2 separate regions of the Homo sapiens genome follow, and region 2 is linked to region 1. Evidence: chromatin loops called from intact Hi-C (ENCODE). Cell type or tissue: B cell. All regions are shown on one strand. Each heading gives the region's core, and the rest is flanking DNA. Links, peaks and the distances in the headings are about the cores only.

Region 1 (2,893 bases), core at 1-2,500:
GCTGAGGCATGAGAATAGCTTGAACCCAGGAGGCAGGGGTTGCCGAGATCATGCCACTGCATTCTAGTCTGGGCAACAGAGAGACTCGTCTCATAAATTAAAAAAAAAAAAAAAAAGTTTTGGTGTTTTGGCCATATGCGGTGGCTGACACCTGTAATCCCAACACTTTGGGAGGCCTAGGCAGAAGGATCTTTTGAGGCCAGGAGTTCAAGACCAGCCTGGGCAACATAGTGAGATCCCCGTCTCTAAAAATAAAATAAAAAATAAAAGTTTTGATGTTTTGTTCATCATAAATGTTTTCATTAATTTTATGTTTTTAAAATATTATTTCTCTTGATGGCTGAGTTTTGTGGGGCCACCTTAAATTTTGCACAGGGGTGAGATCCTCACTCGCCTCACCCTAGAACCCGTTCTGCTGTGTGTACTGGGCACATTTTTTGTTGTTGTTTTGTTTTTGTTTTTGAGACAGAGTCTCGCTCTGTCGCCCAGTCTGGAGTGCAGCGGCGCTATCCCGGCTCACTGTAACCTCCGCCTCTTGGATTCAAGCGATTCTCCTGCCTCAGTCTTCTGAGTAGCTGGGATTACAGGCGCGCGTCACCACCCCCAAGTAATTTTTTTTTTGTTTTGTTTTGGTTTTTTTTGTTTAGTAGAGACAGGGTTTCACCATGTTGGCCAGGGTGATCTCGAACTCCTGACCTCAAGTGATCTGCCCACCTCGGCCTCCCAAAGTGCTGGGATACAGGCGTGAGCCACTGCGCCCGGCCAATGCGCTGGGCATATTGATTAACCTATCTTAGCCTCAGTTTCTTCATCTGCAAAATGGGGCTGAACGATGCTGCCTTACTTCTGAGAGGATTCATGCAAAATATTTACTTCTGCGCTCTGCTGGAGGGGCGGGGCCAGCTCGCCCAGTGGGGGCGGGGCCCTGTGGTCGGGCTCCCCGGGAGGGGCGGGGCCAGGCCGTGTCAGCTGACCGGCCTGGCCAATGGCACCTGGCGGCGGGGCCTGGCAGGCCGGGGCGGGGCCGGGGGCGGGCCTGGCGGCGCGGACTCCCGGGCCATGGACGAGTCGAGCCTCCTGCGGCGCCGCGGGCTCCAGGTGAGGCCCCTGCGCGGGCGGGCGGAAGGCAGAGGGCGCGGCCAAGTGGACGCGGCCTGAAAGGTGCCGGGAGGGGCGGGGCCTTCACGGGCTGTAGGGAAACTGAGGCAGAGGGTGGGGAACGCTCAGATCGCTTCTTTTTGACCACCCGCTTCTCAAAGTGCTTTTTCTCATGGTGGGAAGGGGGAAGGTGCCCCCTTGGACATCTAGGGAAACTGAGGCTCCAAGCGATGGCGTGGGAGGAAGAGGCTGAGGGCTCTGCCCCTCCCCACCAGCTGTTCTAATAATAATGCTAGCAACAGCAGCCAGAGAGCTCACCATATGTTCATGGTTGTTTTAGTCCTATTACTAGCGATGTATTAATATGAGTTCATATGTATTAATACCTCCTTGGGTCGTCGCTGCACCACTGTACACCCTCAGCTCAGCCCTACGACGACCTGGGGAGGTTGGGGCTGTCAGGCGCCCATTTGTCAGAATAAGGAAACTGAGGCTCTAGTCCCGGAAAGCCACTCTCCAGAGGTCGCCTAGCTGGGATTCGATCTGCGCCCTCAACCAGCTCTCTTACGGCACAAGGCGCTGCCAACCAGCAGTGTGACCTGGGGGGAGGGCACCCTTGCTTCTCTGGGCCTCAGTTTTCCAATGAGCCATAGGGTCCTCCTTTTACTGAGTTTATGTTTAGGAGGCTGTGTCATCAGGAGGTAGGGACACAGGCGTCGGGGACAGCAGAAGCCTAAGTTTGAAGCCACACAGGGACTACATGACCCCGGGCAGCCACCCTTTGACTTCTCTGGGCCTCAGTGTCCCCATTATAAGAAAAGAAAAACAGGAATTAAGATTTGGCCATTTTCCTCTGGGACTTAGACCACACCCTTAAGAAGCCACCAAGTTTTCAGGTAGGGAACCTGGGATTCAGCACTTACCCAACGAACATTTATGGAGCGCCTGCTGTGTGCCTGGCTCTGGAGAGGCAGCGGAGTGTTCTGCAACCTCTGGAGCTGCCCTCCTAGAAACCCCAACCTGTTGGGGGAGGTAGACGCCAGAGCAGCGGTGACCCCACGGAGTGATCAGTTGTGATAAGGGACTCACAGCAAGTGAAGGAGGCGCCTGACCCAGTCATTGCTGGGAGCCCTGGGGTAGAGGAGGCAGCCAAGGGTGGCGAGGCATTGCAGCGGGGGGCGGTATTTAGGGAAATGAAAGAGGTTGACAGAAGCTGGAACCTAGGGAGGACTGAGCAGGTGGGGTGGGGGTCGGGGACTGAGGTTAGCTCCGGGCGGGTTGAGGGGGTGAGAGGAATGGGGCCGGCGGGTCTCCAACCTGGAGCCGCACCGGTAGCTGCGGGACTGCGAACTCAGCAGGTGATGGGAAGCCAGGTCGGGAGTGGTCAGGGAAGGCACGGGCTGAGCTGCAGATCAGAGACACCCGGTCTCTGGCCGCGCGGGGGTGGGGCAGAACTGGAGGCGCTGAGGCCAGAGGCAAGAGTGGGGGACTTGGGCGGAAAGGAGGGGGCGGGGCGGGATTGGCGAGCAGCGTGGTGTTGGTGGGGGGGCAGTCCCGCCTCCAGCCCCAGTTAGATGCCAACCCGCCCGCAGCCTCTTAAAATAGAGAAACCGCCTCCGGGTAGGCGAATGGGGGTGCTGCTGACGTCAAGAAGTGGGGCCTGTTCCATGGTGGGGGGGTCAAACATTTCCTGATGGTAAGTTCTATGTTACAAAAGGGGAAACTGAGGTTCAGAGAAGCATAGCCACTGTCCGGGTTTCACAAAGTATAGGTGACAGAGTCAGACAGGATTTGA
Region 2 (2,860 bases), core at 1-2,500, 150 kb after region 1:
CTCTATCTCCTGGGCTCAAGTGATCCTCCCACCTCAGCCTCCCAAGTAGCTAGGATTACAGGCATGCACCACCATGCCTGGACAATTTTTTTTTTTTTTTTTTGAGACAGGGTCTTGCTCTGTCACACAGGCTGGAGTGCAGTGACGTTATCTCAGCTTACTGTGACCTCCATCTCCAAGGATCTAGTGATCCTCTTACCTCAGCCTCCCCAGTAGCTGAGACTACAAGTGTGTGCCACCACACCCAGCTAATTTGTGTACATATTTAGTAGAGATGGGGTTTCACCATGTTGCCCAGGCTGGTCTTGAACTCATTGGCTCAGGTGATCCACCCGCCTCGGCCTCCCAAAGTGCTGGGATTACAGGCGTGGGCCACTGAGCCCAGCCTAATTTTTAAATTTTATTTAATCAATTACTTTATTTATTTTTGAGATAGAGTCTTTTTTTTCCCCCCCGAGATGGAGTCTTGCTCTGTCTCCCAGGCTGGAGTGCAGTGGTTCAATGTGGGCTCACTCCAACCTCCGCCTCCTGGGTTCAAATTATTTTCCTGCCTCAGCCTCCCAAGTAGCCCGGATTACAGGCGCCCGCCACCATGCCTGGCTATTTTTTGTATTTTTAGTAGAGACGGGGTTTCACCATGTTGGCCAGGCTGGTCTTGAACTCCTGACCTCAGGTGATCCTCCCACCTTGGCCTCCCAAAGTGCTGGGATTACAGATGTGAACCACCACGCCCAGCCATTTTTATTTTATTTATTTATTTATTTGAGACAGAGTCTTACTCTGCCACCCAGGCTGGAGTGCAGTGGCACGATCTCAGCTCACTGCAACCTCTGCCGCCTGGGTTCAAGCGATTCTCCTGCCTCAGCCTCCCGAGTTGCTGAGATTACAGGCGTCTGCCACCACGCCTGGCTAATTTTTGTAGTTTTAATAGAGACGGGGTTTCACCATTTTGGCCAGGCTGGTCTTGAACTCTTGACCTCGTGATACACGCCCCCCCCGCCCCCGCCCCCGCCCTCGGCCTCCCAAAGTGCTGGGATTACAGGCTTGAGCCACCGCGCCCCGCCATTTTTAGATTTTTTTGTAGAGACAAAGTCCTGCTATTTTGCCCAGGCCCAAATACATAATGTATAACCTGTCTCCCCACCACAGCAAGTATTAGTTTCTCTCTTTGCCCATCGCTGCGTGCCCAGCCGTGACATACACTAGGCACTTAATAAATGCGCATAGCATGAAGAGCTTTAGACAATGGAGCAGAGACAAGAAGCCCTTCCTAGAGCATTCTCGGGGCTGTACCTCCCCCTGGTGGTCAGTTCCAAAACTGCAGCCTGTTACACCCGCCACCTCCCTACAAACACCCAAATCTCTTAATACTCACCTGGGCCAGGGGGCTCCAAGGTCTGGTCAGTGGAGGTCAAGGGCTCCGTTCCGGGGCTGTGGGAAGTGGGGCTCCAGTGCGGGGTCAGGGATTCGGAACTGGGGAGGGTGGAATGGGAAGAGGGGGTGAGCTCTGCACTGGGGGAGCCAGAACTAGGGTGCGTGATTGTCTCTGGTTGTGGGGAGGAGGGTATCATCCTTGAATCTGTGGAGCTGGGGCTCGGCTGGATGGTAGGGGTTGCCCCTGAACTTGAGGGGCTGAGGTGGGTTATGGAGTCTGTCTCCAAACTCATGGTGCTGGAGTAGGATTTGGGGGGTTCCCCTGAACTGTGGGTGCTGTGGGCGAAGGGAGAAGAAATCAGAGAGCTGACAGGTGATGTCTCCATACTGTTCTCTGAGGTCACAATATCTGGAAAGAAAAACTGGGCGCGGTGGCTCACGCCTGTAATTCCAGCACTTTGAGAGGTCAAGGTGAGAGCATCACTTGAACCCAGGAATTAGAGACCAGCCTGGGCAACATAGCGAGACCCTCTCTCTCTCTCTTTCTCTCTCTCTTTTTTTTTTTCTTTTTTTGAGATGGCGTCTCGCTCTGTCACCCAGGCTGGAGAGCAGTGGTGCCATCTCAGCTCACTGCAACCTCCACCTCCTGGGTACAAGCAATTCTCCTGCCTCAGCCTCCCAAGTAGCTGGGATTACAGGCGTGCATTACCACGCCTGGCTAATTTTTGCATTTTTAGTTTCACTGTGCTGGCCAGATTTGTCTCGAACTTCTGACCTCAGATGATCCACCTGCCTTGGCCTCCCAAAGTGCTGGGATTACAGGCATAAGCCATCATGCCCAGCCTTTTCATTTTTATTTTTAATTAATTTATTTTTTTGTCCAGGTCATAGGGAGACCTGAAAGATTTAGGACACCATGTGAGCTCTCAGTGGGAAACTGAAGCTCCCACTCAAATTCATGCTCCTGGTCTGAAGTCCCACAGCCTGGGTTCAAGTGCAGATCAGCGTTCCCAGTCCTCTTGGCTGAGAGCTCTAGAAGCCCTTTGGATATGGGAAGTGACTGCATCCCAGGCAGTGCTGGGCAGCTCCTTTAAATTTTCTGGGACTCAGTTTTCTTTTCTGTAAAATGGAGTTCATGTGGAGTTGGTGCCTCTGACAGTTCATCAGTCAGGTTCATAGTGGGTGTACACAAGCTGGGTGCTCCCAGCTACTGGGGAGGCTGAGGCGGGAGGATTGCCTGACCCCAGGAATTCAAGGCTGTAGTGCGCCATGATTGCGCCACTGCACTCCTGCCTGGGAGACATAATGAGACCTTGTCTCTACAAAAAAATAAAACAAAAATTAGCCAGGCATGGTGGTGCATGCCTAGTCCCAGCTACTCAGGAGGCTGAGGTGGGAGGATCGCTTGAGTCCAGGAGTTCAAGGCTGCAGTAAGCCATGATCATGCCACTGAACTCCAGCCTAGGCAACAGAGTGAGACTCCGTC

The links. A loop is a pair of places that touch in the nucleus more often than their neighbours do. Peaks named below come from ENCODE experiments on the same cell type or tissue, not always from the same donor. Only the 100,000 strongest peaks of a DNase experiment are listed, where the experiment ranks them.
Region 2: it touches region 1 in a loop (5-fold over the local background); 2 of 110 quality-filtered maps call a loop at or near these places.

What each region holds. Positions count from the first base shown.
Region 1 is chr19:18,096,734-18,099,626 of GRCh38, forward strand. It overlaps MAST3 (microtubule associated serine/threonine kinase 3), which reads left to right and starts at 1,045. Exons shown (of 28, transcript NM_001393504.1): 1 at 1,045-1,098. The coding sequence starts at 1,060. It also overlaps a transcript of IL12RB1 not described here. RefSeq lists a silencer at 780-1,289. In B cell, for the core only: no CTCF peak of the experiment used is centred there; DNase peaks (open chromatin) are centred at 948 and 2,318; H3K4me3 peaks cover 2,007 bases; H3K27ac peaks cover 1,820 bases.
Region 2 is chr19:18,250,689-18,253,548 of GRCh38, forward strand. It overlaps CIST1 (colon, intestine and stomach enriched 1), which reads right to left. Exons shown (of 4, transcript NM_001396036.2): 2 at 1,376-1,783. It also overlaps a transcript of PDE4C not described here. Among named protein-coding and RNA genes, the nearest start is that of CIST1, 3.2 kb to the right of the region's middle. In B cell, for the core only: CTCF peaks have their summits at 1,307 (motif pointing left) and 1,514; a DNase peak (open chromatin) is centred at 1,303; H3K27me3 peaks cover 1,012 bases.